2 separate regions of the Homo sapiens genome follow, and region 2 is linked to region 1. A link is an interaction called in ENCODE POLR2A ChIA-PET data of the cell type or tissue named here. Cell type or tissue: PC-3. All regions are shown on one strand. Each heading gives the region's core, and the rest is flanking DNA. Links, peaks and the distances in the headings are about the cores only.

Region 1 (16,670 bases), core at 707-5,706:
TAAAATAAAAAGTCAAATCCAAGCTCCGGTGCTACCAAAAATGGCTCTGGGAAAGTTATTTAGTATTTCTGAGTCACCTTAAAATGAGAATACTTTAATGGTACTGTTCAAAACCATGCTTGGTACGTAATAAACACCTAGTTGTTTCCTTTCATAAAGTAAGATTTGAGTTAGATGATCTCTAACAGCATGATTCATGATGTAGTTTTTAGAATCCTGAAGTCTGCTGCTTAATGGCATGCCTTGGAGTAAGGAACACTTCAGACCTACCACAACCCTCAGCCAGCCATCTGGTTGCTTTCTTTTCATTCTCTTCAAAGTACTGCTAATAAGGACATTTTAAAAACAGTGGTGCCTTGATTTAAATAGCTGGCTGCAATTAAACTTCAGTATTTAGCCTCCACTACCAGACTCCTAGACTTTGACAGAATTTGTGACAACAAGTGATTAAGACTGCTACTGTGCCCATTCATGACTCATCAATAACTCTCTTAACAGACTTAAGCAGCCTAGATGTTGATGTGTTATTCCTATTTAGATTTGAGACATTCATGTAAAAACATACAACTTACATTTCTTGGTTATTGTTCTCTAGGCAAGGAAGGTTTTTCCTCCTTCCCTTTCTCCCCTTTCTCTCCTTCCTCCTGGCTTTCCTTAGGATTTGATCATATAATTTTGTTGGTTTTGGTCATTATCTCCTAGTAGGCATATCACATTGTAGACAAGCAGAACATTCTCTATTCTCCTTAGTCCTCTGAATTGTAATTATTGGTCAACTGTGTATTCCTCAAAACTGTTGAGGTTCATAAGGGTAGGAATTGTGTCTGAATTTTGCTGGTGCTTAGAATGCTGTCTCCTTTAGTGCTAACTGAACGAGAAACCCAAATCCTGGCCTATTTAACCCCGTTCTATAAGAACAACGTTATTTCCCCATCAGTTCCCTTAAGATGGTATAACTAGGGCTATACTGCCTTTCTCCTAAAAGCGGTTATACTTCATAGAATAATAGAATCTCTATTTCAATACCAGCTTTTAGGTAAAATGTATTGTGTTTACAATATGTTACTTTGAGATTTAAAATAATTATATGGTCGAAACTCTTGTAATAGGTCTTGTAATAGGCTTGTAATAGGTCTCATGATATGTACAGATTCAGGCTTGTTACTTTTATTTTATCAAAATTTGACAATTTATGTCTTCCTCTTTGATTCCCCAAACCTGAAAGCAAGTCCACTATTATAAGACAGCAAATGTCAATTAGCAATTATTTTCACACTAGCCTTATTTTATAGTATTCAATTTTTCTGCCCTTGCCCAATTTATCACTTATTCTCTAAGAGCGAAGACTATTTTCCAAGCACCTTCACCAAGTTTAGGGACCAGAGCAAGTGGTCCACCATTAAAGGCTAGTGTTAAAAGCGCTCCAAAGTCATGTCCTAAGCAGTGGTAATTTCCTAAGTGTTTCTTGCACTTAACAATTGCCAAGTTTATTTTGTTGGCAATGCCTTCCATTTTCTTCACTTTTTTTTTTTTTTTTTTTTTTTTTGAGACGGAGTCTCGCTTTGTCGCCCAGGTCGGACTGCGGACTGCAGTGGCGCAATCTCGGCTCACTGCAAGCTCCGCTTCCCGGGTTCACGCCATTCTCCTGCCTCAGCCTCCCGAGTAGCTGGGACTACAGGCGCCTGCCACCGCGCCCGGCTAATTTTTTTTTTGTATTTTTAGTAGAGACGGGGTTTCACCTTGTTAGCCAGGATGGTCTCGATCTCCTGACCTCATGATCCACCCGCCTCGGCCTCCCAAAGTGCTGGGATTACAGGCGTGAGCCACCGCGCCCGGCCCACTTTTTCAACTCCTATCCATCTTTAAAACTCATGAAGCACTTTCAGACTACTTTAGTTCATTCATTTGCTCTCTCTTCTCTGAGCACCTATAACAATTTTGGCATCTCCACTCATCAATTGTTTGCATTGGTATTGTACTTTTTCACTGTTACTGTGTCAGACTTATCGAAGATAATTTTATGCAGATTTTTGTGTGTTTCCTCAATAACATTTAGAACTCCTGTAGTGCAAGGACCTTTGTTTCTTTGTGCTTTCTACTGTAACACAGTTAAATGTTTTTGTAAAATTTAATTTAATGGACACATAGCACAAATTCATTTAAAATAAAGTTCTGAGGCTTTTTCTGATCAGTCCAGCTTGCACCGATTTTTCTATTTTCTGTCCTTTGGTGGCACCTGTCATTTTACCAGGAATCAGCAAACATTTTCTGTTAAAAGCCAGATAGTATTTTAGGCTTTGTGGGCCATGTTAGTCTCTGTTGCAGCTACTCAGCTCTGCTGTTTTAGAGTGAAAGTAGCCACAGACAATATGTAACTGAATGTGTCTGTGTTCTAACAACACTTTATGGACACTGAAATTTGAATTCCACATAATTTCCACATGTCATTAGTCTCTCTTCTCCCCCTGCCCTCCACCTTTTAAAAATGTAAAGATCATTCTCTGATCCTGGGCCATGCAAAAATAGGTGGTGGGCTGGATTTCCCGTAGGCTGTAGTTTGCCAACCCAGTTAGTTCTATACTTCTACTGTCTTGTAGTAGAAGGAAGGTAGGTTTTAAAATCAACAAACTAGGATTCTCTTCCTGGCTTTACTACTTACCGCTTAACTGGTGCAAACTTGACTTTATTTTTTTTTAAATGTAGATAATAATGCTAGCCTCATAGAATTTTTGAGGAGAAAATGAGATGATTTATGTGTAGAAATATTATTTAAATTGGAAAACTGTCTAATGGAAACTTACTGTATTTCCTCAATTCTAAGATACATTTCTTTTTTACATTTAAATTGATAATGTCTTTTTTTTTTTGAGACAGAGTTCTCACTCTGTCACCCAGGCTGGAGTGCAGTGGCATGATCTCGGTTCACTGCAACCTCTGCCTCACAGGTCCAAGCAACCCTTCTGCCTCAGCCACCCGAGTAGCTGGGTTTACAGGTGTGTGCCACCACGCCTGGCTAATTTTTGTATTTTTAGTAGAGACAGGGTTTCACCATGTTGGTCAGGCTGGTCTCAAACTCCTGACCTCAAGAGATCTGCCCACCTTGGCCTCCTAAAGCATTGGGAGATAGTGTCTTAACAATGCTGTTGGTCAGGTAACAATTCTAACATGGTTCTCATTGCCTGAACATAAGTGAACACCAAAACCAGAATCAAAATTTACAAAACGTATACATGTTGAGAACTTCTTAGAGGTAAAACTGGACTGCTCTTTTAACCACTAGGAACTGAATGCTTGTGAGGAGGCGTGGGTGTTCAATCGGGTGGGTTGAGCAACATTCCTAAAGTGAGAGTCAAAAGTAAGGCTGAGGCCAGGCACCATGGTTCATGCCTGTAATCCCAACACTTTGGGAGGCTGAGGTGGGAGGATTGCTTGAGCTCAGGAGTTCAAGACCAACCTGGGCAACATAGCTAGACCTTGTCTCTACCAAAAAAAAAAAAAAAAGTACGGGCTGGTGCAGTGGCTCACGCTTGTAATCCCAGCACTTTTGGAGTTCGAGGTGGGAGGATTGCTTGAGCCCAGGAATTTGAGACCAGCCTGGGCAACATAGTGAGACCACATCGCTACAAAAAGTTAAAAAATTAGCCAGGCATGGTAGCATGTCCCTATAGTCCCAGCCACTGGAGAGGCTGAGGTGGGAGGATGAATTGAGCCCAGGAGGTTGAGATTGCAGTGAGCCATGATCGTGACACTGTACTCCAGCCTGGATGACAGAGGGAGACCCTGTCTCAAAACAAAACAACAACAAAAAAAGTAAGATAGCTCTAAATAATTGTAAAGCTGGCATATGAACTGGTGTTTAGTTATATGAAACATTCCATCACCAATGTTCTTGTGAGGCACAGAAAACTATATTGGTCCAAGTGATTCAAAAGAGAGTGGGACTCCAACTATGAAGAAATGGTCAGGAATACCTTAAGTATTTTATTCTGCTTTCATTTATATATATTATATATATGTCTCCATAAGTAATATATAATGGATCTATATAAGTGTAAAAGAGCTATTTCTTCTATAGAAAAATAGAATGAATTCTTTTTTATATAAAAAATGTAAAATGAATTCTAAGTGATAAAGTATTGTGTCATACTTGATAGTTCTTTTTCTTAGTTTTTCATCTTACAAATTCTTTTTCTTAGCTTTTCATCTTACAAATTGATGGTGCCTTGTACATACTGTATTTCATCTATTCTAGCAACAAGATTGTGATCTGCTTGTTTAGTTTTCTTAATTGTAAACTCCTTTTGTATGTTATTTACTTGTCCTAAGGCAGTTAGCATTTAGGAGCTCAATAAACATTTGTTGAGTGAATGAATGACACTCAGATGCAATGGAAACATCACATTTTCCCAATAGCAATAGTTTAGAATTGTCCATCCTGAATTTAATAGAGAAGTAAATGGGAGGGAGGAGCCATAGACTTAGAGTGAAATTTAAAAAATATGATTATTGAAAGCTTGCAAAAATGAACTCGTGCCCTATTTATATTCTTTTGTGATTCCATATTTATATCTCTCTGTCTTTATTCTTTTAAGAAATATATCTTAGGTGGCTGTGAGGATTAAATTTGTATAATGCTTATAAAGTGCCTAGTACATATACATGTCTAGCTTGTTTCATTTAATCCTTTTCATTCCTTTAATTAAACAGCTTTTCCTTAAGCATAAGAACCATTGTTCATTATATATAAAAACCACTTTTAATTGAGTTTTTCTCTGTTAATTAACTGAACTATATTATTAGCTGGGTTTCATAAAAAATGGCATTTTAGCATATTATGGATAAGTAGGCTTGGGAGTGGAGCTACTCATAGAATTTACCAATATTTTATAACACTGTTGGGAGAAATGTGTCTTGGTATTCCCACCATCAACTCATTTTTAAGTTGGAAAATCTCTATACTAACATTTTTTCACTGATTATTGGGAATTCTAATCTTTTGTGGGTAATTAGAGGATTTGTACTTTTGCCTCTTCCCTAACCAGATTGATGTTTAGTAAGGGTGGTACTTTAAATTTTTATAGCATTTGATTTAACAAAATCTTCACGCCAGATATCATCCTTGTGAATCCTTTTCCCATCTAATTATATTAACATGTGTTCCACAAGAAAGACTGGGTGTGCCGTTTATGAGCTCTGATGGATTATTTCATAGCCATAGTGTACAGTGACTGTTTACCTATTTCCCCCCTGCATGAGCTCTTTGAAGGAAAGGACTAAATTTTAATCAATGGGAACTTCTAGTCTGCTTGTTTCCCTAGTGCCTAGGAAGTATATCAGGGCCTGCCATGCAGGATGTACTCAAAATGTCTCTTCAATTGAATTGAGATTAAATTAGCTGCTTATATAAGCAAATTGTGACTGGAAAGAAGCTCTGAAATGATTGCCCTAATGATATTTACTGTTTGCTTATGAAGTATGTCTTTTTTTTTTTTTTTTTTTTTTTTTTTTGAGACAGAGTCTCACTCTGTCACCCAGGCTGGAGTGCAGTGGCGCAATCTCAGCTCACTGCAACCTCCACCTCCCGGCTTCAAGCGATTCTCCTGCCTCAGCCTCCTGAGTAGCTGGGATTACAGGCACATGTCACCACAACCGGCTAATTTTTGTATTTTTAGTAGAGATGGGGTTTCACCATGTTGGTCAGGCTGGTCTCGAACTCCTGACCTCGTGATCCACCCACCTTGGCCTCCCAAAGTGCTGGGATTACAGGTGTGAGCCACCGCGCCTGGTCTGAAGTATGTCTTTTATTCTAGATCATCATGACATTCAGATGAGTCTGGGGAGGGGATCGTATGGCTGTTGGTCTGAAATATACTTCATTAGAGGCTTTTATATGAACCTCATTGGTTTTTAAACTTGAAACCTGCTTGTTTTCTTGCTGTTTTGGCAGAATAGTAGCTTACATAAATGCTGACTATTGGGTAATGCCACACACGTTGATTTTGAGGGTAAGCAACTGCATTAGCCTTTGCAAAACATCAAAAAGTCTGTATTCTGTCTGTTCTCTTGCTTTCATTAATGGTGTTTCAGTGGCTTTTTTTTTTGTTTGAGGCCAGATCATTTTAGAAAAGTTGTCATTATATCTTTTTTTTTTTTTTTTAACTTTTCGAGTTGTAGAAAAAGAAGTTAATAATTATGTTGTTTTCCTGTTGGGTGAAAGGTGGAAATAAAATTTAGAAAATTTATTTTCTAATTTAGGCAAAGTACAATTCTTTATTATCAAAGGTATAAGATTACACCTGTTCTCCCTGTGCTACAGCAGTCTGTGTTTATCCATGCACTTTAAGCAAAGTATATTTTTATGTGGTCTGACTCAGCAGGTTGGAAGTTCCTATGGCTTAAGTATCTTATCTGAAGATGGTTTTAAGTGAGGTAAGGTTTCATTTATTTGCTTGAAAGCACATCATATATTGGGCTGTACGTGTCCTGTTCTGCTTAATGCAAGACATTTTGTGAAATGCTTCTGTTTCCATTTTTGGATTCCACGATGCTCAACACAGAAAAGTAATAGTAATGGGAGCTAGGATTTTCAAGCACATGGTAAATCAGTATTTAATAAATTAGAACTCTTTAAGAAGGCCTTCTGTATTCTCTGTCTGTGAATGGCATCAGGAAAACTTGAGAGTTTTCCTTGATTCTTCCTTCTCACTTCACTCTTCAGCTCCCTGTGATCATGATCATAATAGTTCTAAACCTTGACTTTGTTCTTAGTCTATATGGTGCTCAACCTTGCTACAAGGTTCTTCTCCCAATCATTACTATCCCTACAGCAGGAACCAGTCCTCTTCCTAGGGATTTTCAGGGTGTTCATTGCCAGCTTTGATGATTTCAAGAATGGGGAACTTAATATTATTTTGAGGATAGTATTGAAAATGGTAAGGAAATAACCCTGAGAGTCAGATTCTAGCTCAGCTACTTCCCATGGTCTTAGACAAGTTATTTAAACTCCATTGGCCTTAGTTTTCTCGTTTGGAAAATGGGGATAATAATAGCTACCCCAGAGGCTTGGTGTAGAAATTAATTCCTGTGTTTATCTCCATTGTCTCCTCAAATTTCATTAAGTTATAGTAATTTGGAAAAAGGAATAAAGCTAAAGGACAAAGAAGAGTAGGGATATAAGATGCTAACAAAATTTAGGAAGCTAGAAAGCAAGTTGATAAATATTTAGAAGAGAAAACTGAAAACTACTTGTAGAAAGAGAATGAAAGTGCAAGCTAATCCATATCACTATCCTATAAAGGCTCAAGAATTCCAGGTACTAGGTGCCTGTGAAAGGGGGCTTAGAGTTTTCTTCTAAGAGTTTTCTAGTTTTGGCTCATACATGCAAGTCTGTGATCCATTTTGAGTTAATTTTTATGTATGATATGAGGAATGAGTCCAACTTCATTCTTTTGCATGTGGATATCCAGTTATCCCAGTATGATTTAATTGAAAAGGTTTCTTTTCCTATACAGTTATCTTGGCATCCTTGTCAAAAGTCAATTGACCATAAATGTATGTGTTTGTTTTTGAACCCTCAATTCTATATCATTGATTTATATATCGATCAGTATACTGGTACTACACTGTCTTTTGATTACTGTAGCTTTTTGTAGTAAGTTTCGAAATCAGGAAGTATAATGTTTCCAACTTTGTTCTTTTTTAAAAAACTTATTTTGGGTCCCTTGAATTTCCATATGAATTTTAGGGTGAGTTTGTCAACGTCTGCAAAGAAACCAGGTGTAATTTTGATAGGCATTGCTTTGAATCTATAGATCAATTTGAGAAGTATTGCCAACTTAATAATACTCAGTGTTCTAATCCATGAACACTGGATGTCTTTCTTTTTATGTCTTTTTTAATTTCTTCAACAGTATTACATAGTTTTCAGTGTTTAAATCTTGCATTTATTTGGCTATATTTATTCCTGCATATTTTATTCTTATCAGTGGTATTGTAAATAGAATTGTCCTCTTGATTTTATTTTTGGATTGTTAATTGCAAATTACAGAAATACAATTGATTTTTATATATTGGTCTTATTTTCTGAAACCCTACTGAAATTGTTCCTGTGGTTTTTTTAGTGGATTCCTTAGGATTTTGCCCTACACATTTTAACATGTATAGGTAATATACAAGTCCAAGTTTAATCAATATCTCTGCTGTTCTTCTGAAATAATACAATGACTTTAGCAACCTGTGGCAGGTGGAATAACAACATCCCCAGGATGCTGAGGTCTGAATCCCTGGAACCTGTGAATATGTTATTTTACATGGCAGAGAGGAATTAAGGTTGCAAATGGAATTAAGGTTGCTAATCAGCTGACCTTAAAATAAAGAGAATATCATGGATTATTTGGGTAAGCCCAGTGTAATCACTGGTGTCTTTTAAAGAGAAGGAAACAGAAGACCAAGTCAGAGCCTGAGAGATTTGAAGATGCTGTGTTGCTTGCCGGCTTTAAAGTGGAGGAAGAACCTGTAAGCCAAGAAATACAGGCTGCCTCCAGAAGCTGGAAATGGTATTTAGACCTCTCAATCTGGGCACTAGACTAACTCATTGCTACTATTCTGGTTATTGCTTATAGGCCTTTGTAGTAGACATATCTAGAATCGTGAGTTCATATTGATATTTCTTCCTTTTTCTCTTTTTTTTTTTTTTTTGAGATGGAGTCTCGCTCTCACCCAGGCTGGAGTGAAAGTGGCACTATCTCGGCTCACTGCAACCTCCGCCTCCCGGTTTCAAGCAATTCTCTGCCTCAGCCTTCTGAGTAGCTGGGATTACAGGCGCCTGCCACCACACCTGGCTAATTTGTGTATTTTTAGTAAAGATGGGGTTTCACCATCTTGGCCAGACTGATCTTGAACTCCTGACCTCATGATCTGCCTGCCTCGGCCTCCCAAAGTGCTGGGATTACAGGGGTGAGCCACTGCGCCCAGCCCATACTGATATTTCAAAAGGAAGGACAAAAGGAATCAAGCGTTCACCCTGACATTTTCATTTCAAAATTAAGATTATAGGGTTTTTTACTTTTTTGATTTTTATATAATTATCTCTTCCCTTAACAACGAAAGTCTTGGTTCCTAATGACATTAACCTAACTACCTATTTGCTTTATCCAAATATGTATGTATATGGTGCTCAAAATAACAAACTGTGCTACCATTAAAAATAACCAACAATATGATTACTGAATACTGTTTAAAATTTATTTTCAGTTCTTTTTTTTCCTTAAAGTATATTTATCCCACTAAAGATGTGCAGTCAAATAATTGTTTTTAAAGTCACTTGGAATAATTCTTAATACACCATTAAGGTAATTTGTTCTCTTTTATGTTAATTGTGGTAATTGATTTGTACAAAGTGTTTAACATGCTTATAAAACAAAAATTATTTACATGACTACAATGTTGAAGTATAAAACAATATATATTCAGGAAAGTATAGCTTTTTTGTTTGTAATATCCTACAAGTAACTATTTTCATTAGTCTCTGCTTTTATCAATGCACTTCAAAATATGTAAACATACAGTTATATTTCCCCCTTACATAAAAGATAACATTGGCCAGGTGCATTGGCTCACACCTGTAATTCCAACACTTTGGTAGGCCAAAGCAGGCAGATCACTTGAGCTCAGGAGTTCAAGACCAGCCTGGGCAATGTGGTGAGACCCTGTCTCTATTTAAAATTAAAAAATATAATAAATAAATAAAATAGCATACATATGGTTCTGCATATTGCTTTACTTATTTATTTATTTATTGAGACAAGGTCTCACTCTGTCACCCAGGCTGATGTGCAGTGGCGTGATCATGGCTCACTGCAGCCTTGACTCCCTGGGCTCAAGCTGTTCTTCCACCTCATCCTCCTTAATAGTTGGGACTGCAGGTGTGCACCACCGTGCCCCCTAATTTTTGTATTTTTCATAGAGACAGTGTTTTGCCATGTTGCCTAGGCTGGTTTCAAACCCCTAGGCTTAAGCAATCCACCCACCTCGGCCTCCCAAAGTGCCGGGATTGCAGGCATGAGCCACTGCACCTAGCTTGCACCTGGCTTGCCTACTGGTTTTTAAAATTTAAGATATTCTAATCACTTCTTATTAGTACACAGAAATCTTTTCCATTATTTTCCCTGCAGTTGCATAGTATTCTGTTGTATGGACATAACCCAGTGTATTCAGCCAGTCTCCTGTTGATGGCCATTGGGTGTTTTTCATCCTTTTCTCTTTCAAATAGTGCTGAAATGAGCAAAATTTACTCATATGTCATTTAGTATTTTGGGGGTTAGGGCCACTTTTAAGATAATTGTCTTTAATGTTCTACAGTTTTACCATAATGTATTACTTCTCTTTAAATCTTGTGATTCACTGGGCTTCATGAATCTGTAGTTTGATGTTTCCTCAGTTCTGAAAACTTCAGCCACAGGTTAAACATTCCTAATCTGAAAATCTGCACTGCTGCAAAATCTGAAACTTTTTGAGTGCTGACATGACACAAGTCAAAACAGAGCAAGAAATGATGTCAGTTTATAAAATGAGAGACAGACTTTCAAGACAAAAACCATTGTTAATGAAGCAGATGACTGGAAAAAAATTTTTAGAAAGCCACCTAGCAGCATGCATTCTCATCCCTAGAGGACCCACCTTCTGGTCCCTTGATAGGGTTAGAATGTTTGTCCCCTCCAAATCTTACATTGAAATGTAATCACCAATGCTGGAGGTAGGGCCCAGTGGAAAGTATTGGGTCATGGGGGCAGATCCCTTATGAATGGCTTAGTGCTATCCCCTTGGTAATGAGTGAGTTCTGGTTCTGAGTTCAGTCGAGATCAGGTTGTTTAAAAGAGAGTGGTGCAGATCCCTGCTGTCGGCTCCCACTCTTGCCATGTGATGTGGCTGCTCCAGCTTTACCTTCCACCGTGATTGTAAGCTTCTGAAGCCCTCACCAGAAACAGATACTGGTAGCATGCTTCTTGTACAGCCTGCAGAACTCCAAGCCAAAATAAACCTGTTTTCTTTATCAATTACCCAGCCTCAAGTATTTCTTTATAGCAGTGCAAGAATGGACAACACAGAAAATTGATACCGAAGAGTAGGATGTTGCTATAAAGATAACTGAAAATGTGGAAGCAGTTTTGGAACTGGATAACGGGCAGAGGTTGGAAGAGTTTGGAGGACTCAGAAGAAGACAGGAAGATGAGGAAAAGTTTGGAACTTCTTAAAGACTTGGTTAAATAATTTTGACCAAAATGCTGATAGAAATATGGACAGTGAAAGCCAGGCTAATGAGGTCTCAGATGGAAATGAGGAGTTTATTGGGAACTGGAGTAAAAGTCATCATGTTATGCCCTAGCAAAGAGTTTGCCTGCATTGTGTTGTTCATGCCATAGGAACCTGTAAAAAGTTGAACTTGAGAGTGATCAAGAGTATCTGGCAGAAGAAATTTCTAAGCAGCAAAGCATTCAAGAGGTGACCTGGCTGCTTCTCACAGCCTGGTATCAGATACAGGAGCAAAGGAATGACTTAAAGTTCGACTTTATAGGCCAGGTGCACTGGGAGGCCAAAGTGGGAGGATTGTTTGAGTTCAGGAGTTTGAGACCAGCTTGGACAACATAGTGAGACTTCGTTTCTACTAAAAATAAAAGAAGTTATCAGCTGGATGTGGTGGTATATGCCAGTAGTCCCAGCTAGTCCAGAGGCTGAGGCAGGATGATCACTGAAGTCTGGGAGATTGAAGCTGCAGTGAGCTGTGATCATGCCACTGCACTCTAGCCTGGACAACAGAGTGAAACCCTGTCTGAAGAAAAAACAAAGTTGGTACTTATTTTAAAATGGGAGCAGACTGTAAATGTTTGGAAAACTTGCAACCTGGCCCTCTGGTAGAAGAGGAATCCAGGAGGGCTTTGGAGTAACCACTTACTAGAGAGATTTGCATGACTAAAAGGGAACCAATTGTTAATATCTAAGACAATGGGGGCAAGGTTTCAAAGTTGTTTCAGATGTCTTTGGGAAGGTCCCTCTCATCACAGGTCCAGAGACCTAGGAGGAGAGAATGGTTTCAGGGCCCAAGCCCAGGGCACTGCTGCCCTGCTCAGCCTCAGGACTCTGCACCTTGTATCCTGGCTACTCATGCTCCAGCCAGGGCTCAAAATGCCCCAGGCACAGCTTGGGCCGCTGCTCTAGAGGGCACAAGCACTGTAAGCCTTGACCACTTCCATGTGGTTGGTAAGCCTGCATGCACATAGAATGCGAGAGTGAGGAAGGCTAGGTAGCTTCTGCCTAGATTTCAGGGCATATATGAGAAAGCCAGGGTGCCCAGGTAGAAGCCTGCTGCAAGGGCAGAGCCCCTGCAGAGAAACTTTGCTAGGGCAATGCTGAGGGGAAATGGGGGGTTGGAGCCCCCGTCAAAGACCCCACTGGAGCGTCACCTAGTGGAATTGTGGGAAAGGGGCTGCCACACTTCAAACCTTAGAATGGTAGAGCCACCGGCAGCTTGCATCCTGAGCATGGAAAAGCTGCAGGCACTCAGCTCTAACCTCTGAGAAAAGCTGGCAGGGCTATACCCTACAAGCAATAGGTAGAGCTGCCCAAGGCCTTGGGAGCCCACCCCTCACACCAGTGTGCCCTGGATGTGGGACATGGAGTCAAAAGAGATTATTTTTGGAGCTTTAAGATTTAATGACTACCCTGCTGGGTTTCAGACTTTCATAGGGCTTGTAGCACCTTTCTTTTAGCCAGTTTCTCCATTTTGGAATGGGAATGTTTACCCAATGCATGTACCACCATTGTATCTTGGAAGTAAATAATTTGTTTTGGTTTTACAGGCTCATAAGTACATCTCAGGCTGCTTCCACCTTATAGGTGGAAGGAGATGAGTCTTAGATGAGACTTAGGACTTTGGACTTGATGCTGAAACAAGTTAAGACTTTGGGGGAACTATTGAGAAGGGGTGATGGTATTTTGCAATGTGAGAAGGAGATGAAATTGAGGGGCCAGGGGCAGAATGATATGGTTTGGATGTTTGCACCCTCCAAATCTCGTGTTGAAATGTAATCCCCAATGCTGGAGGTGGGGCCTAGTGGGAGGTGTTGGATCATGGATGCAGATCCCTCATGAATGGTTTATTGCCATCACCTTGGTAATGAGTGAGTTCTTGCCCTGAGTTCTCTCCAGATCTGGTTGTTTAAAAAGAGTGTGGCACCTCCCCCTTCTCTTGCTTCTGCTCTCACCTTGTGACACAGATGCTCCCACTTCACCTTCCACCATGATTATAAGCTTCCTGTGGCCCTTACCAGGAACAGATGCTGGTACCATGCAGAACCATTAGCCAGTTAAACCTTTTTATAAATTACCCAGTCTCAGGTATTATGTTACAGCAAGAACAGACTTAACACATCCCTCAGCTGCTTCTGATGTTTCTTCTCACCTAAAAAAATAAAATACCGTGTTCAGTAACTTTTTAATCAAACACAACATTGTAGGTGGGAGACTGAAAGCCTGCCATTGTTGGTTGTTGCTTTTATTTAATAACTGGTAGAGGTGTTCTGTGATGTTACTGTGCTGGTTGGTTACCCTGAGTACATTATGTTTTTTCACTGTATTAATGGTATGTTGTATCTTTTACTGTTAAGTACTTATGTGTGAATAAGTGTAATAAAAATGATTATTAGTAACGTGTAAGTTCAATCAGGAATGATGGTGATGCCAAACAACCATAGATTTTCCACATGGGTGGCTAAGATAGTGACACCGTTGCTTTCTGATGGTTCAGTTTACACAAACTTTGTTTTGTGCACAAAATTATTAAAAACATTGTTTAAAATTACCTCCAGGCCATGTGTATAAGGTCTTTATTAAACATAAATGAATTGTGTGTTTAGACTTAGGTCCCATCTCCAGGATATCTCATTGTGTATATGCAGATAATCCAAAATTAAAAAGGAAACAATAAACTGAAATTTGAAACCCTTCTGGTCCCAAGCATTTTGGATGAGGGATACTCAACCTGTACGGCCTCTTCAAATACTGCTTTTATTTCACTGTCTTTATTTCCTTTCAGAACTTCAGTTTGACATATTTAAGACTTATTTACTCTTCCCTTCATATTTCTTAACTTTTGTATTTTCCATCTTCTATTTGTATTTTGGATTCTAAATGTATCTAGATGTATCTGAACAAATTCACTACTAGTTTACGCTTCTCCTTAGCTGTGTCTAATATGTTAAACTTGACTATTTGTTTTTTAATTTTAATTCTTTTCATTCTAGGAGCTTGTTTCAAGTTTCTGTTCATTTAAATGTGTTAAGCAGTTATTTTATATTGTATTTGATAATTTCTTTATGTGAACTCTTTACAGGTCTGTTTCCTCACGTATTTTATGCTTTTTGATTGTGAGATGGTCATTTGCCTTGGAACTTTCTTAAAGTTCTTAGTCCTAGAATGAAGATTGATTCTTCAAAGAGGATTTGCCTTTGTTTCTCTTGGGGGTCCTGAGGGCACTACCAGTTGGATCCACTTTACATTCTCATCTTGAAACTTCTTGGGATATGTAAATGATATGTATTTAGCTCCATATCAGTTTGAGAGCTGTCTTTGTTTTTTCTTGCTTCTCCCTTCTCAATGCTAAGTTTTAAGACAGGCCTTTTTTTATTTTATTTTTTATTTTTTAATTTAATCCTGAGATTGTGGTAAGAAGCAGAAAGTTAATTCTGTTTCAGCCTTTCACTGAGCTTATGATTCTTTGGGATCCCAGCTTGATGGAGAAAGGTTTCCTACTGGGCTCCGCAGCAAGACTTCCCACCTCGGGCTTTGTGTCCTGTTCTGTGTGCATCGCAAAACTTCAAGTTCAGACAGTTGGCAAATGCCATCAAGGTAAAAGCCAGATTTAATGGTCTAAGTGCCTCTCTGGATTCCCACCTTACTTAACTTTTGACCTGGGTCTTCCCTGTTCCTTACTTTCTTGCCAGCTCATCTATGCGTTTAAGAAGAACGAATGACTATATAATTACAATATATAAGATCATTATATATAATTATTTAATAATTATACACTATGATTGTATAAATATAACATCTATTTATATAATATTTTTCACACAAATACTTACATATAATTTTAGCCAATATTTCTCAAGTTGGATCTATTAATTACCATAGACAGAAGCAGTCCCTAATATAAGATGTCTATACTCAGGCAGACTGTCAGTCATTGTGTGAAAATGGGGAACGCTATTTTCAACATGCAAAGTTTCAAAATTAATGTCCCTTTCTCATGAAGCTGATGGAGGATGTGTTTCATCAAAATAAGAGACTACAACAAGAAAAATATGGGATATGGGATAAGGGATTCAACACAGGTGAAAGGCAAGAAGAATTCCTGAGATGATACTAAATTGTTAGCAGTTCATTATATCAGACAGCAGGCAGTCCTATTTGGAGCAGATGAATGGAGGATGCCAGAAATGGAAATTTGAGTGAAAAATAGACCTGGTAGATTATTTAATGTGAATGACCAAATATTAAGAGAAGTTTTACAGAATTCAAAGGCTTTATTTGTTTAAAATTGTGAAATACTCATACAGAAAAGTAAAGTATATATGTACAGTTCAAAGAATAATAAATTCTCATGTGTCCGTCACCTAGCTTAAGAAATAAAACATTATCAGCACCTTAGAAACCTGTTTGTCTCTCCTCGAGAGCATCTCTGTTTCCCACACTGGTATTGAATTGCATGATAATCAGTGCCTGGCTTTTCTTTATTGTTTTACCACTTGTGCATGTATACATTAAAAATACATTATTTAGCTTTGCCTGTTTTTGAACACTATTATTAATGGAATTATACAGGATTCAGTCTTCTGTGCTTATTTCTTTCTCTAAGTATTTTTCAGATTCATGTACTTTTAAATTTATTTTCACTGCTATGCTATATTCTATTACCCAGATACATCACAGTTTGTATATTCTATTGGTGATGCATATTTAGCTTGCTTCTTATTCTTTGCTTTTATAGACATGTGTCTACAAACATTCTTATATGTGTGTTTTGATGCCTATGTGCAGGAGGTTCTCTGTAAAGTAAAATTACCAGGTTGAAGGACACCTGTCTAATTTTATTAGGTGATGCCTTACAGTTTTCCAAATAATCTTCCCTGTTTCCTTGTTAATACCTGTTAATGTCTGGCTTCCTATATTTTGTCAACATGATGGATGTGAAATATGATACTTCACTGTAATTTAAATTTTATGTATCTTAAATTGGAAACCTTTTCATATCTTTATGGGCTGTTTGTGTTTCCTCCTTAGGGAAAAGCATATTAATGTCTTTTGCCTATCAAAAAGTTTTGGGAAACAGTTAGTGACACTTTAATAGAAAACTAAGCAAACAAAATTAAAAAGACAATTATTCTGGAAAAAAGCAAAAAGTTGTACAAGAAGTACAATTGGTATACCATGTGGCTCAACTATAAACAGTGTTTCTATAATGACTAACAGGAAGTACTTACTAATAATCACTTTGCAAAGCTTACAGTTGAAGAAATTGAGACAGATTAATTTGCCAACAGTCACATAGCTTGTAATTATTGGAAATGAAATTTAGACTAAAAGAATCTGACTTCAGAGCCCATGTTCTTATCCAT
Region 2 (16,670 bases), core at 6,812-11,811, 290 kb before region 1:
GTTTTGTTTTGCTGATTATCTTTCATTTCAAATGCTGCTGATATATTGTATTTCTATGAGAAATAAAGTTTTGGCCAGGCACAGTGGCTCACACCTGTAATCCTAGCACTTTGGGAAGCTGAGGCAGGAGGATCACTTGAGCTCAGGAGTTCGAGACCAGCCTGGGCAACAAAGTGAGACCCCCTCCCCATCTCTATAAAAAACAAAAAAAATTAGTCAGGCATAGTGGCATGCGCATGTAGTCCCAGCTACTTGGGAGGCTGCAATAGGAGGATCTCTTGAGCCCGGGAGGTTGAGGCTGCAGTGAGTTATGATCGAACCATTGCACTTTTGCCTGGGTGACAGAGTGAGACCCCATCATTAAAAAAAAAAAGACTATTGTTTATATCAGTGGAATAAAGGATGGACTTTATAGTGCTGTGACTTGCCAATCATCTTAAAAATAAGGCCAGACGTGGGGGCTCATACCTGTCATCCACCATTCTGGGAGGCCAAGGCGGAGGATTGCTTGAGACCAGCCTGGGAGACATAGGGAGACCTCGTGTCTACAGCAAATAAAACTAGCTGGGCATGGTGTTGGGTGTCTGTAGTCCCAGCTACTCAAGAGGCAGAGGTGGGAGGATTGCTCAAGCCCAGCAAGTCAAGGCTGCAGTGAGCTGTGATTATGCTACTGGACCTCCTACCCTGGACAAGGGTAGCCGTGATCATGCTGCGTGGTCTCCTACCCTGGACCAGAAAGTGAGACCCTGGCTCTAAAAAAAGAAACACACACACAAATACACAAATATATATATATACACACACACATATACATATGTATACTTAACATAAAAATTCAAGGAAAATACTGTATTTTATTTTACCTATTTTATTGTGCTTAATTATGTTCAAAAATCCTATTCTAACTGCTTGAGCTAGGATTGTGCCACTGTACTTCAGCCTGAGAGACAGAGCAAAACCCTGTCTCAGTTAAAAAAAAAAAAAAAAGCCAGGTGCGGTGGCTCTACTAAAAAAAAATACAAAAAATTAGCCGGATGTGGTGGTGGGCCCCTGTAGTCCCAGCTACTCGGGAGCCTGAGGCAGGAGAATGGAGTGAACCCGGGAGGCGGGGCTTGCAGTGAGACCAGATAGTGCCACCGCATTCCAGCTTGGATGACTGAGCAAGACTCTGTCTCGAAAAAAAAAAAAAAAAAAAAAAAAAAAAAAGCCAGGCACAGCAGCTCACGCCTGTGATCCTAGCACTTTAGGAGGCTGTGGCGGGCGGATCACCTGAGGTCAAGAGTTTGAGACCAGCCTGGCTAACATGGTGAAGCCCTGTTTCTACTAAAAATACAAAAAATTACCTGGGCGTGGTGGTGCATGCCTGTAATCCCAGCTACTCGGAAGGCTGAGGCAGGAGAATCGCTTAAACCCAGCAGGTGGAGGTTGCAGTGAGTGGAGATCGTGCCATTGCACTCCAGCCTGGGCAACAAGAGCGAAACTCCATCTCTAAATAAATAAATAAATAAAATAAAAATACACAAAAGACCTACATTTTATTTTAACTAAAATATATAAACATACATTAAAATTCACCTTCTCTTTATTAGTCCACTTATTATTACAAGGACCTTGGCTATCTTGTAATAAACTGTAACCAAAAGGCACAGTTTCTTTAAAGCAAGGCAAATCTTTACTTAGGCTAAAAAAGCAATCTAAGAGCAAAACATCAACTGGGGTTTATATTTTTTTAGATCTTTTCCCTAATATTTTGCATTTTTCTTGCCGATACATACTATTAAAGCAGTATTTTTTAAACAGAATCTAGCTCTGTCACCTAGGCTGGAATGCAGTGGCATGATCTCAGCTCACTGCAACCTCCAGTCCTAGGTTCAAGGGATTCTTGTGCCTCAGCCTCCTGAATAGCTGGGACTACAGCTGGGACTACTACCATGCCCAGCTAATTTTTGTATTTTTAGTAGAGACAGGGTTTCACCATGTTGGCCAGGCTGGTCTTGAACTCCTGAGCTCAAGTGATCCGCCCGCCTTGGCCTCCCAAAGTGCTGGGGTTACAGGTGTGAGCCACTGCCCCCGGCCTAAAACAGTTTTAAAAAAACATTATCAAGTCTTTACAAAGCAACAAACTTAATGTTGTTGTTGTTGTTGTTGTTTTAAATTACCAAGCTACCTTCAACAACCAAGGAGTTTTTTTGTTTGTTTGTTTGTTTGTTTTTGAGATGGAGTCTCACTCTGTTGCCCAGGCTGGAGTGCAGTGGTGCAATCTTGGCTCACTGCAACCTCTGCCTCCTGGGTTCAAGCAATTCTCCAGCCTCAGCCTCCCAAGTAGCTAGGACTACAGGCGCGTGCTACCATGCACGGCTAATTTTTTGTATTTTTTTTTGAGATGGAGCTTTGCTCTTGTTGTCCAGGCTGAAGTGCAATGGTGCCATCTTGGCTCACTGCAACCTCCGCCTCCCAGATTCAAGCAATTCTCCTGCCTCAGCCTCCCGAGTAGCTGGGATTACAAGCATGTGCCACCATGCCTGGCTAATTTTGTATTTTTTTTTTTTAATAGAGACAGAGTTTCTCCATGTTGGTCAGGCTGGTCTCGAACTCCCAACCTCAGGTGACCCGCCTGCCTCAGCCTCCCAAAGTGCTGGGATTACAGGCGTGAGCCACTGTGCCCCGCAATTTTTTGTATTTTTAGTAGAGATGGGGTTTCACTGTGTTAGTCAGGATGGTCTCCATCTCCTGACCTCGTGATCCGCTCCCTGGCCTCCCAAAGTGCTGGGATTACAGGCGTGAGGCACCGTGCCTGCACTTTTTTTTTTTTTTTTTTGAAGGTAACTTGTAGATTCAGTTTTCTTTATGAATTGGAGTTAATGATGTCAACTCTTAAGGAGGAGGGTGGTTTTTGTTTCTGTGTGTGTTTATTTTTATTTTTATTATTTATTTATTTATTTATTTATTTTTGAGATGGAGTTTCGCTCTTGTCGCCCAGGCTGGAGTGCAGTGGTGCGATCTCCGCTCACTGCAACCTCCACCTCCTGGATTCAAGCGATTCTCCTGCCTCAGCCTCCCAAGTAGCTGGGATTTCAGACATGCGCCACCACGCCTGGCTAATTTTTTTGAGACGGAGTCTCGCTCTGTTGCCCAGGCTGGAGTGCAGTGGCATGTTCTCGGCTCACTGCAAGCTCCGCCTTCCAGGTTCATGCCATTCTTCTGCCTCAGCCTCCGAAGTAGCTGGGATTACAGGTGTCCGCCACCACGCCCAGCTAATTTTTTTGTATTTTTAGTAGAGACGGGGTTTCACCGTGTTAAGCAGGATGGTCTCGAACTCCTGACCTTGAGATCCGCCCACCTCGGCCTCCCAAAGTGCTGGGATTACAGGCGTGAGCCACTGTGCCTGGCCTGTTCTTATTTTTTTGAGACAGGGTCTTGCCCTGTTGCCCAGGCTGGAGTACAGTTGCATGATTATGGCTTACTGCAGCCTTGATCTCCTGGGTTCAAGAGATCCTCCCACTTCAGCCTCCTCAGTAGCTGGGACCACAGTCATGCACTACCATACCTGGCTAATTTTTTAAATTTTTTGTAGAGACAAGGTCTCACTATGTTGCCCAGGCTGGTCTTGAACTCCTGTGTTTATTTTTTAATACATGGGGTCTCGCTGTGTTTCCCAGGTGCTGAATTTGAACTCCTGGTCTCCAGTGATCCTCCCTCAGCCTCCCAAGTAGCTGGGACTCTAGGTGTGATCCACCATCTTGTTTCTTGTTTTTGTTTTTAAATAACAGCTTTATTGAGATAAAAATGTGTGCTATCTATGTGCTAGTTACTTTACATATATTATTTCTAGTATCACCCCCAAAACAGTCTATACCCATTAACAGTCACTTTCCACCCCCCAATCCTAGCAACCACTAGTTTACTTTCTAGCTCTGTGGATTTGCCTACTTTGGACATTTCATATAAATGGAATCATAAAATACATGGCCTTTTGTGTGACTTCTTTCACTTAGTATAATGTTTCTTTCTTTCTTTTTTTTTTGAGAGTCTCACTGTGTCGTCTAGGCTGAAGTATAGTGGCACAATCTCGGCTCCTCACTGCAGCCTTCACCTCCCAGGTTCAAGTGATTTTTGTGCCTCAGCCTCCTGAGTAGTTGGGATTACAGGCGCCTGCCACCACACCCGGGTAATTTTTGTATTTTCAGTAGAGACGAACGAGGTTTCGACATGTTGGCCAGGCTGGTCTTGAACTCTTGGCCTCAAGTGATCCTCCCACCTCGGCCTCCCAAAGTGCTGGGATTACAGGCAACTTAGTATAATGTTTCTATTTGTTGTTTTTATCAGTACTTCGTTCCTTTTTGTGGCCCGGTAATACTCTGTTGTATGGATATACTACATTTTGTTTATCCATTCATCAATTAATGGACACATATTTCTAGTTTTTGGCTATTATGAAGGAAGGAGATTTTGATGGCAGGATAGATGGCATGAGAACCAGCTGCTGTGGGGAATGGGAGGGGTGAAAGGATTACAAAACTGCTGAGTTTAGAAACATGAATTGGATTGGTGACAGTCGGCACAGTTGTGTTCTTTTCTGGAGCAGTACTCAGCAGCCTGCATGTAGGAATGTAGAAGGTAAGTGGTTGGATTGATCCTAGTTCTGCTATTATATAGAGAAAACCAAGGCTGAGGTCATTTTAGTGACTTCACAAATGTAGAGAAGTCAGCTGGGCAGGGTAACTCACCCTGTAATCCAAGCACTTTGGGAGGCTGAGGCAGAAGGATTGCTTGAGCCCAGCAGTTCGAGACCAGTCTGAGCAACATAGTGAGACTCTGTCTCTACTAAAAATAAAAATAAAAAAAATAGCTGGGCATGGTGGCATGCAGGCTACTCAGGAAGCTGAGGCGGGAGAATCCCTTGATTCTGGGAGATAGAGGCTGCAGTGAACCATGATCATACCACTGCACTCCAGCCTGGGTGACAGAGCGAGACCCTGTCTCAAATATTAAAAAAATACATATATATACATCCACAAATGTGGAGAAGTCATTGAGTGATTGGTTGAAATGATGCACCATGAGGGCCAGACTTCTTAAGGCAGTTGGTAAACACAATAGGGAATCATGGAGTGGGATAAAAAGTGAAGTTGCTTCAGTTCTGTTTTTGTGGCATCTTTCTGAAATAGTGCTTCATGATACTTCCCTGTGAAAAGCGTCTTTACTAGGTCTTCTCTAGGCCAAACTTCTACCCTAGACTTTGAGTTTCTCTGGGATTTATCCCTCAACTATCATTTCCATGACTGCTATTACCAAACTGGTGTATTAATTGATGAATCCTTCCTTCTTGTTCTTTTTGACTTTCTTTTATTCTTTTTTTTTTTTTTGAGACGGAGTCTCGCTCTGTCGCCCAGGCTGGAGTGCAGTGGCGGGATCTCGGCTCACTGCAAGTTCCGCCTCCCGGGTTCACGCCATTCTCCTGCCTCAGCCTCCCAAGTAGCTGGGACTACAGGCGCCCGCCACTACGCCCGGCTAATTTTTTGTATTTTTAGTAGAGACGGGGTTTCACCGTTTTAGCCGGGATGGTCTCGATCTCCTGACCTCGTGATCCACCCGCCTCGGCCTCCCAAAGTGCTGGGATTACAGGCGTGATATTCTTTTTTTTTGAGATGGAGTCTCACTCTGTCACCCAGGCTGGAGTGCAATGGCGTGGTCTCGGCTCACTGCAACCTCTGCTTGCCAGGTTCAAGGTATTCTCCTGCTTCAGCCTCCTGAGTATCATAGCTGGGACTACAGGCACGTGCCACCACACCTGGCTAATTTTTGTATTTTTAGTAGAGAAGAGGTTTCACTATGTTGGCCAGGCTGGTCTTGAACTCCTGACCTTGTGATCCACCCACCTTGGGCTCCCAAAGTGCTGAGATTACAGGTGTGAGCCACCATGCCCGGCTGACTTTCTTTTATTCTTGATATGCTCCTCCTTGACTTGGAGTTTTCTTTTCCCTATTTTCTTCCTAGCCAGCTCCTATCTTTCTTTGAGGCTCCTATACTCTCTAGAAAGCCCTCCCGGCCTGGTCGTGGTGGCTCACACCTGTAATCCCAGCACTTCGGGAGGTTGAGGTGGGTGGATCACCTGAGGGGAGGAGCTCAAGACCAGCCTGGCCAATATGGTGAAACCCCGTCTCTACTAAAAATACAAAAATTAGCCAGGTGTGGTGGCACGTGCCTTTAATCCCAGGTACTTGGGAGGCTGAGTCATGAGAACTGCTTGAACCCAGGAGGTGGAGGTTGCAGTGAGCTGAGATCACGCCATTGTACTCCAGCCTGGGCGACAAGAGTGAAACTCCATCTCAAAAAAAAAAAAAAAAAAATCCCTCCCACTCTTGTGTGAATCCATGATGATTTCTGCTTCTCTCCTGTAACTTCAGTTTGGCTCAACATTTATTTACTGAATAATAAATGAATGTAGCACCCTGCTAGACTTAAGGACTTCACAGTCTGTTGGGCAAGTCAGACATGTAAACAGTGTGTTATGGGCTGTTATAGACATGAATATATAAGGTGTAGAAGAAGAATGGAAACAGTTTTTAACTTCATTCTATCATCTGCGTGTGTTTATGTGTAGGATAGTATCTTACTTAGCCCATATCTCTGCAAAATCAGTATTCTACTTAGGCAAATTTTACAGGTTACTGAAGCTTAATTCTTTACTATGTATTATGTGTATATACTGTAGATAAATACATGTATGCATACTGATCTTCACCTTTCATCCTGGAAGAATTACATTTCACAGCCAGTTACATCAGGTTGAGATCACTCTAAAAGCCCTCTCTACAAATGCTGTATCAAATCTCTAAATCTTTGTTCTTAGCTTTTAGTCTTGAAAATGTATTTTAGTCAGGCCAGGCGCGGTGGCTCACGCCTGTAATCCCAGCACTGTGGGAGGCTGAGGCGAGTGGATCACGAGGTCAGGAGATCGAGTCCATTCTGGCTAACATGGTGAAACCCCATCTCTACTAAAAATACAAAAAATTAGCCGACATGGTGGCGGGTGCCTGTAGTCCCAGCTGTTCGGAGGCTGAAGCAGGAGAATGGTGTGAACCCAGGAGGTGGAGATTCCAGTGAGCTGAGATCACGCCACTGCACTCCAGCCTGGGCGACAGAGCAAGACTCCATCTCAAAAAAAAAAAAAAAAAAAAAAAAAAGAAAATGTATTTTAGTCTTGAAAGTGTATTCCCTTTCAAATTAGAGTTTAGTGCTATAGTGTGTATGTTTGACCCCTCCAAATCTCATGTTGAAATTTAATCCTCAGTGTTGGAGGTAGGGCCTAATGGGGGGTGTTTGGGTCATGGGGGCAGACCCCTCATGAATAGATTAATGTCCTCCCTGGAGAGTGAGAGTGACTGAGTTCTCACTCTGTTCTTTCCTGAGAAAGCTGATTGTTAAAAAGATCCTGGCATCTCCCTTCTCTCTCTTACTTCCTCTCTCACCATGTGATCTCTGCATACACTGGCTCCCCTTCTCCTTCTGCCATGAGTGGAAGCAGCCTGAGGCTCTCATCAGAAGCAGATGCTGGTGCCATGCTTCTTGTACAGTCTGCAGAACCGTGAGCCAAATAAACCTCTTTTCTTTATAAATTACCCAGCCTCAGGTATTCCTTTATAGCAACACTAAACAGACTAAGACACCTAATCTAATTCTCTTTTTACTTCACCTGACTTTTAACACAGGCACCTGTTTTTCTTTCGTGGGCCAATTTCATGGGTATACTATTTATACAGATGCCTGAATTGGGTCTTCAAAGAGAAAAATAATAAATTTTTCTTATTTTTTGAGACATGCTTCTTTTGTACCATATAGGGAAACCATCTTTGTATGGCAGCCTGACTTGTCAAGGAATTGGCCTAGATGGCATCCCAGAGGTTACAGCTTCAGAAGGATTTACTGTGAATGAAATAAACAAGGTATGTTTTTATGTCTTCTAGATGGCATGATATTTAAAACTATGGTAGTACCCAAACATCTACCTTAGATATTTATACTATTATCTGTGTATCTCCACTTCATTTGTATGAGAATCATAGTTTTTGCTGTCTGTGAGTGTCATTGGTATTTTCTATTGTAGTTACATATACTTTTAAGTGCCATCAGACTTCCTCTTACTTCCCTTATATCAGCTCTGATAATGCAAGATGCATGTGTAATTTAAAATTTTCTAGTGGCCACATTATAGAGATAAAAATAAACAATGAAATTGATTTTGTTTTGTTTTTTGAGATGGAGTCTTGCTCTGTCGCCCAGGCTGGAGTGCAATGGCATGATATTGGCTCACTGCAACTTCTGTCTCCTGGGTTCAAGCAATTCTCCTGCCTCAGCCTCCTTAGCAGCTGGGATTATGGGCGCCCGCCACCACACCCAGCTAATTTTTGCATTTTTAGTAGAGATGGGGTTTCACCATGTTGGCCAGGCTGGTCTCGAACTCCTGACCTCGTGATCCACCTGTCTCGGCCTCCCAAAGTGCTGAGATTACAGGCGTGAGCTACCATGCCCAAGCGAAATTGATTTTAATAATATATTTGATCTAACCCAGTATATCTAAAACATTATTTCAACCTGTAAATAATACTAAAAATTATTAGAGATATTTTACATTTCTTTTTCTTATTAAGTCTTCAAAACTCCATGTATATTTTACTTTTACAGCTTATCTCAGCTCAGACTCTAATTTTTATTAGAAATACTTGATCTGTATTTAGGTTTTATAAAATTTACAGTTGAAAATATAGATGCCCATATCCAAGTAGTTCTCAGTTGCCTGATACGGCCATTACCTACTACACTGAACAATGTAGCCTTATAATCCATATCTGGTGAGGCCTTGATGAAGAGCCTACATTAATAGTACTTAACAGTTTTTCTTGTTTGTCTTTGAGGTGAGTAGATGGGTAAGCAAAGCGTTGGAGAACCCATGATTTGCCTCTCCCTACTCATTCTGACTGCTGCAGTTAGTATGCTCTGGTGAGATGATTCCGTAAGGGTGGACCAGCCTTTTGTTTCATTTTTCATTTTTTGTGTAATTAAACTTTTTAGTTATAAAAAATATTTTGGGTATACTGACAAGAATAGAGAATACTTTGTTTTTTACATAAGATTTTTAGCAAATGTTCATTCATTACTCTCTTTGGGCCAGGTAGTAGGCTACATGTTATTATATATTTTATATTTGTTTTTCATAAACAGCTATGGGTATTATAGGTATCAGAAGATCTAAGTCTTAGTTAACTCTGACACTTATTAGCTGTGTGATTTTGGACAAATAACTTAGTTCTCTGAGTCTCAGTTTCCTCATCAATAAAGCTGAGATCCTATTCTACCTCCTAGAATGGTTAATGGGGAATGAGACTGCATGTGGATGAATCTATAAAATACTACAGAAGTTAGTTTTGGTTCTTTTACCATAACAATCCTGTGGGATTGGCATTTTAAATTTCCATTTTGCAGATAAGCAAACCAACTCAGAGAGGTTAATTAATCTCAAATAATCAAAGACAGACTGTATGCTGGAATTGAAACCCAGTTCTGTTGATTCCAAGTTTAGCACTACCATGCAAGCCTACGTTTTTCCCAGGTGTTTTGGCACAGCCTGGGTGCTGACTTCTTTCTTCCCTTCATACTCAGACCTGGATACAGTCTTTATCACTTCAAACATGATTGCTAATTTTTGCTGTGAACCTGCTGAGTGGGTTCAGACAGTAAGTGCTTATGGTTGAACATTCATTTGTTTCCTAACTGCCATGAGTCACTTTGCTAATTTGATATTGCTACATTGTTCTCTTAAACAGTAGATCTGTCATTATGCTTAAATGTCTAACCCTGGAGCATAAAAATGTTTGACTTAGAATTTTATCTTAGTGCAGCATACTCACACTTTTTCCCCTTGGATTTTGTCTGTTCTGATCTCTCTTGCAGTTTTTCTTTAAAATATTTTCATTAACAGCATGATTGTCCACTGCTAATGTTGGAAGATATTTTAACATTTATCTTCCTTTGTAGTCTGTTTGTGGATTAAAGATTGATTTGCAAGACTGCAAAGTAGGAGAAAAGTACTGATTATTGAAATCTGTCACATAGCTCCAAAGAAATGAAGTCTTCTGAGAGCAAATCCAATTCTTACAGAGGCCCAAACACTAAGCTTTTGAAGCTCCTTGCATCCTTGCTAATATGAATATTCAGCCAAGAGGATTTAGCTGACGCTTTAGTTTCTGGTACAAGAGGCAGTTCCAAATCCAGGCCAGCACTCTTGCAGCTATATGGGCTTTATCACACAGTTAGAAGCAAAAACTCATTTAGTGAAAGGCCTGCAGGCAGCCAGGCATGGATATGCTGGCTAAGAAAGTGCTGTTTGTGTAGATAGTCTAATTGTCATTTTAAAGGAGTAGATGATCTGTAAAGAGCATACTGATTCAATGATGAGAATATTTTGACTTTGAAACCATTCTTTCTAATGAACTGTGAGGACCTGTGCTTGTTGGATATAAAGAGGTTCAGAAAATTTTGATTATTGAAGACATTTTCATTGTCCTGAAGAATTACCAGAGACTTTGAAGTACTACTGCAGAAGAGATAAAAGGTTAGGGGTCATTTGGTGAGTGCAGCTCCTCAGTTCCTTATAGGAGATCTATACTTAAGTGATAGTATTGGTATTATGCTGGTTAGAGTAAGGGACTGTCATATTGCAAGAGTCCTTGAGGGAGGGTTTACCAAGCCTTTTTCTTTTTTTTACCTCTACACGTGCTACCTTCAAACGCCAATATTCTTACCTAAAATGGTTACAAATGGCCCTTAGCAAGTCATGTCTCCTGAATCTAACATCTGGTTCTAGGTATAGTTTCCTAATATGCCACCAGTGTTATCTTCCTACAGTAGTTGAAAGACAGGTGATAATGACTAGGTAGAACACATGGGGCATCAAAATATAGCTGTGTTACAACAACCAGTCTATGAACATGTACAGTCAATTTAAGTCTTAGGAGGGAATAGGCACCGTAAGCCTGACCCAGGCCTACATATTTTATGGGTGTACCATAATTTACTTTACCAATTTCATCTGGTCATTGTAAATGTCAGTAGTCTAACATTCTCTCTAAAAGTTCTTGTAGACAGCAAGTTTACTTTTAGACTTGTCTTTTAAGACCTAGGTTTGGGGGATGGTGTTGAAGAGTTTCCTTATATCTCTTTATGTCCTCTTCGCACTGATCCTGTTCCTTGCCCCACTGCTAATTGAGAGTATTGGTATTAGATTTTCTTCTTAAAACGAATGCTCTAATGCTTATTGGTTGTATCATATTGTTTGTCTGTCTTCTGTGGAGCAGCTTATTTCAACACAAAAAGATAATGGCATCTTAGCAATACCAAATTACACTGTAGCCCTCAACAGTTTAAAAGGACTGCTGATCTATGGGGGAGGGATAGTTTTGTGGGGTGGGAAAGGAGAACGAGAGAGGGTACACTGAGAAGATGAGAATGTCCTGTAGTCCTAATGTTTTCTTTAAGAGGCTTTAATTATAATACATTGGAGGAGTTTTACTGATGAATCTCATCTTTTCCTCTTTGTTTAGAAAAGCATTCATATTTCATGTCCAAAGGAAAATGCATCTTCTAAGTTTTTGGCACCATATACTACTTTTTCCAGAATTCATACAAAGAGTGTAAGTATTTTGATAAAATGAAGAGAAAATGTAATAGCATGTTAATTTTTCATTTTATTTGCTTGTCTAGTGCTATAAACATATTCATAATTAATATGTCTTTCATTTACTTTGCATTGTAAGATGATACAGCTGATGAAGTCTGATGTGTTTGGCAAAACTGGTACTCTAGTCCACATAGAATATGTGTTCAAATCTACTCACTGGTCATCTTAGAGATTATATGAAATTTCCTTACATATGTTTTAGGAGAGTTACCAGCTTTCAGATAATGATATAATACTTGATGCTTGGCTAGGTGCAGTGGCTCACACCTGCAATCCTAGCACTTTGGGAGGCAGAGGCAGGAGGATCACTTGAGGCCAAGAGTTTGAGACCAGCCTGGGCAACAGAGTGAAACCCTGTCTCCACAAAAAAACAAAAATTAGCTGAGCGTGGTGGCACTTACCTGTAGTCCTAGCTACTCAGGAGGCTGAGGTGGGAGAATTTTTTGAGCCCAGGAGTTGGAGGCTGCAGTGAGCTGAGATTATGCCACTGCACTGCAGCCTGGACTCTGTCTCCAAAAAATAAATAAAAATAAATAAATTTGTAATAGTTGATGCTTATATAATAATGCTGCTGCTCATATTTTATTCCTTTTCCTATAGGACAGGGATATTTTCTCAAAATTTCAAATATACCACATTGAGGAATAATTTTCAAAGGTCTTTGTGATATAAAGCCTTTTCTACTACCATGGGCTTCTTGGAAGCAGAAGTGAGAAATTGCTAGATAAAACTGATTATGTTGAAGCCATTCACTTCTTACTGTGTGGTACGTTTTTTAAAAGAGCAATTTTTGGCCAGGCACAGTGGCTCATGCCCGTAATCCTAGCACTTTGAGAGGCCGAGGTGGGTGGATCACTTGAGCTCAGGAGTTCAAGACCAGCCTGAGCAACATGGTGAAACTCTGTCTCTACAGAAAAATACAAAAATTAGCCAGACATGGTGCCACATGTTGTAGTCCCAGCTACTCTGAATGCTGAGGTAGGAGGATTGCTTGAGCCCAGGAGGTTGAGGCTGCAGTGAGCCATGATCATGCCACTGCACTCCAGCCTGGGCAACAGAATGAGACACTGTCTCACCAAAAAAAAAAAAAAAAAGAAAGAAAGAAAAAGAGCTCTTTTTCACCCTTATTACAAAACAGATATATACTTAGTGATGAAAATTTAGGACATGTAAAAAAAGGAGAATCACTCATATTTCTGTATCCTAAAGATAACTGTTAGGAACTTTTGTTGTATATCCCTTTTAAATAATAATCATAGTAGTAAAGCTCACATTTATTGATTGCCTACTATGAGCCAGCACTGTGGCAACTCTACATATCATTATTTTACTTAATACTCTGTCTTTTCCTTAAATATTTTACCAAAATGGGTTTTTACATTACATGCTATTTTATAACTTGCTTTTTGTTTTGTTTTGTTTTTGTTTTGAGATGGAGTCTCGCTCTGTTGCCCAGGCTGGAGTGCAGTGGTGCAGTCTCGGCTCACTGCAAGCTCCACCTCCTGGGTTCACACCATTCTCTGCCTCAGCCTCCCGAATAGCTGGGATTACAGGTGCCTGCCACCACGCCCGGCTAATTTTTTTTGTATTTTTAGTAGAGACGGGGTTTCACTGTGTTAGCCAGGATGGTCTCAATCTCCTGACCTTGTGATCCGCCCACCTCGGCCTCCCAGAGTGCTGGGATTACAGGTGTGAGCCACCGTGCCCAGCCTATAACTTGCTTTTTATTACTTAATTATATGTCCATTATTCTATGCTGTCTTTCAATGTATCCTTCTAAGAGCTGCATGGTATTCTATTGATGAGTTTACTATAATTTAATTTAACAGTTTTATATTACTGGACATTCAGGTGTTTCCAGTTTTGTGATTTTGTATTTTTATGAATACATTTATAGCTAAAGTTTTGCTCCCAAAGATGGGAAGAAATTAGAATACATTTGTAAAAGTGGAATTGCTAAGTCATAGGGTGTGGGAATTATGAGGCTTTGGGTGTGTTCTAATGCATTGCCGCTTAACTGATGTATAGAGTCAATTGTTGCTCTTCATTTCCTCTGTAAAACATACCGTTAGGTTGAAAGTTTATCAAGAGTCAATTGTAATGCCAGTTATATTATTTTTGAAATTATATAAATTAATTAAATCTTATGTTAAATCAATAAAATGTGAATGTGAAAAGCGGAAAGCAGTTATTTATTTGAAAACTAGGCTGGGCGCAGTGGCTCATGCCTGTAATCCCAGCACTTTGGGAGGCCGAGGCAGGTGAATCACCTGAGGTGAGGAGTTCAAGACCAGCCTGGACAACATGGCGAAACCCCGTCTCTGTTAAAAATACAAAAATTAGCCAGGCGTGGTGGCGTGCACCTATAATCCCAGCTACTCGGGAGGTTGAGGCAGGAGAATCGCTTGAACGCGGGAGGCAGAGGTTGCAGTGAGCCAAGATTGCGCCATTGCACTCCAGCCTGGGAGACAAAAGTGAAACTCTGTCTCCAAAAAAAAAAAAAAAAAAAAAAAGAAAGAAAAAACTAAACGTGGGCGCGGTGGCTCATGCTTATAATCCCAGCACTTAGGGAGACCCAGAAAGGAGAATCACTTGAGCCCAAGAGTTCAAGACCAGCCTGGACAACATAGTAAGACCTCGTCTCTACAAAAAAATTAAAAGTTAGCCAGGTATGGTGATGTACATCTGTAGTCCCAGCTAGTCGCCTGGCTTAAAAATTTTTATTCTTATTTTTTGTAGCGGTGGAGTCCTGCTCTGTTGCCCAGGCTGGTCTCAAACTCCTGACTTCAAGCAGTCCTCTCTCCTTGGCTTCCCAAAATGCTGGGATTATAGGTATAAGCCACTGTGCCTGGCCTTTATACATCATTTTTTATTATTTTCTGCTTTAACTGAGGGAGAAGGCAATTCACCTCTTGGGAGAGTTGGGAATGCCGCTCACCTTTTGAGAAGTAAGTCATTTTAAAAATCATTTACAGGCTAGGCACAGTGGCCCATGCCTGTACCCAGCACTCTGGGAGTCCAAGGCAGGAGGATCACTTGAGCCCAGGAGTTTGAGACCAGCCTAGGCAACATAGTGAGACCTTGTCTCTACAAAAAAATAAACAAAATAGGCTGGTTGTAGTGGCTCACACCTGTAATCCCATCACTTTGGGAGGCTGGGGTGGGCAGATCAATTGAGGCCAGGAATTCAAGACCAGCCTGGCCAACATAATGAAACCCCATCTCTACTAAAAATATAAAAATCGGAGGGAAGGGATAGCATTAGGAGATGTACCTAATGTTAAATGACGAGTTAATGGGTGCAGCACACCAGCATGGCACATGTATACATATGTAACTAACCTGCACATTGTGCACGTGTACCCTAAAACTTAAAGTATAATAATAAAAAAAAATCTACTAAAAAAAATAAAAATAAAAAAAAAATCAGCTGGGCATGGTGGCACACGCCTGTAATCCCAGCTACTCCGGAGGCTAAGGCACAAGAATCGCTTGAACCCAGGAGGCAGAGGTTGCAGTGAGCCGAGGTTGCGCCACTGCACTCCAGCCTGTGTTACTGAGCAAGACTCTGTCTCAAAAAATAAAATTAGCTGGATGTGGTAGTGTGTGCCTGTAGTCCCAGCTGCTCGAGAGGCTGGGATGGAAGGATTGCTTGAGCCTAGGAGGTCAGGGCTGCAGTGAGCTGTGATTGTGCCATTGCATTCCAGGCTGGGTGACAGAGTGAGACCATGTCTCAAAAACAAACATAACTGTGCTCCTTTTCTATTTCTTATTCTCTTTTTATTTGAGCTTACTGAAAGATGATTCATCCATTTATTAATCACCTACTATATTTCAGCCAGTCTTCTGGATACTGAATAAAATAAATAAAACTGCCCTTATAGATCTTACATGCTAGAGATGTGGGACTAGACGTGATTTGCTGATGACTTGGATGTTAAGTATGAGAGAAAAGGAGGAGTTGGGATGATTCAAAAAATTTTGGCCTGAGAAGTAGGTGAATTGTGTTCCATTTACTAATTGGAGGAGGAGGAGTTGTATTGGGATGGGGCAGGGGAAATAAAAGTTTTCTTTGGACATGTTCAGTTTGAGGTTTCCAGTCTAGCCTAGGTGTTCACTGCCTACCAGCAAGCAATTGGATAGATACCACCTGTATCAGGACAGAACCTGAAGTATGTTGCTTACAAGTAAAGGATCCACTACTAAGTTAGCAGTCCTTTTATTCCGAGGAAGCAAAATGAAGAAGAAAAGTCTTAGAAAATGTTAGAGTTGATGGATATATCCCTATAGTTCTTCCCAAACTTATTTATTATGGTTTAATTGACATAGAACAAAGTAAAATGGAAAGTTGGATAATTAAAGCCAAAGTCCCTACTTTTTTCTTAATAACTTATGTGGGAATTATTGTTGCTGGGAATGTGTCTGGAATTGCATATCTTGGTCCATCATTTCTGGAGCATTTGCAGCTGGTTGTTTTTTAATAAAAGTGTACATGTATGCATGTGTATAAAAGATTTGTTATTCTGATAATGGCTTATGCATGAAGTGATTGCTGATACTGAAATTACAAAAGTGAGGCTGGGCGCGGTGGCTCACGCCTGTGATCCTAGCACTTTGGGAGGCCAAGGCAGAAGGATAGCTTGAGCCCAGGAGTTCAAGACCACCCTGGGCAACATAGGGGGACCCCATCTCTCCAAAAAAAAGTTAAAAAATTAGCTGGACATGCCAGCCCATGTTTGTAATCTCAGCTATTGGGAAGCTCAGGCAGGAGGATCACTTGTTCCTGAGAGGCTAAGGCTGTAGTGAGTTGTAATCATGCCCCTGCACTTCAGCCTGAGCAACAGAGTGAGACCCTGTCTTTAAAAAAAACACAAAAACTATAAAAGTGAGTTTGGAAAACAAAAAGTGAATCTGAAATTTCTCTATTCTTTAT

What was found. Peaks named below come from ENCODE experiments on the same cell type or tissue, not always from the same donor. Only the 100,000 strongest peaks of a DNase experiment are listed, where the experiment ranks them.
Region 2: POLR2A ChIA-PET joins it to region 1 with 5 read pairs; 2 of 35 experiments call an interaction of 5 or more read pairs at or near these places.

What each region holds. Positions count from the first base shown.
Region 1 is chr11:74,179,510-74,196,179 of GRCh38, forward strand. All of the region lies in intron 1 of PPME1 (protein phosphatase methylesterase 1), which reads left to right. Among named protein-coding and RNA genes, the nearest start is that of PPME1, 17 kb to the left of the region's middle. In PC-3, for the core only: no CTCF peak of the experiment used is centred there; no DNase peak of the experiment used is centred there.
Region 2 is chr11:73,879,512-73,896,181 of GRCh38, forward strand. It overlaps PAAF1 (proteasomal ATPase associated factor 1), which reads left to right. Exons shown (of 12, transcript NM_025155.3): 3 at 7,843-7,946; 4 at 11,601-11,690. Among named protein-coding and RNA genes, the nearest start is that of PAAF1, 11 kb to the left of the region's middle. In PC-3, for the core only: no CTCF peak of the experiment used is centred there; a DNase peak (open chromatin) is centred at 9,750.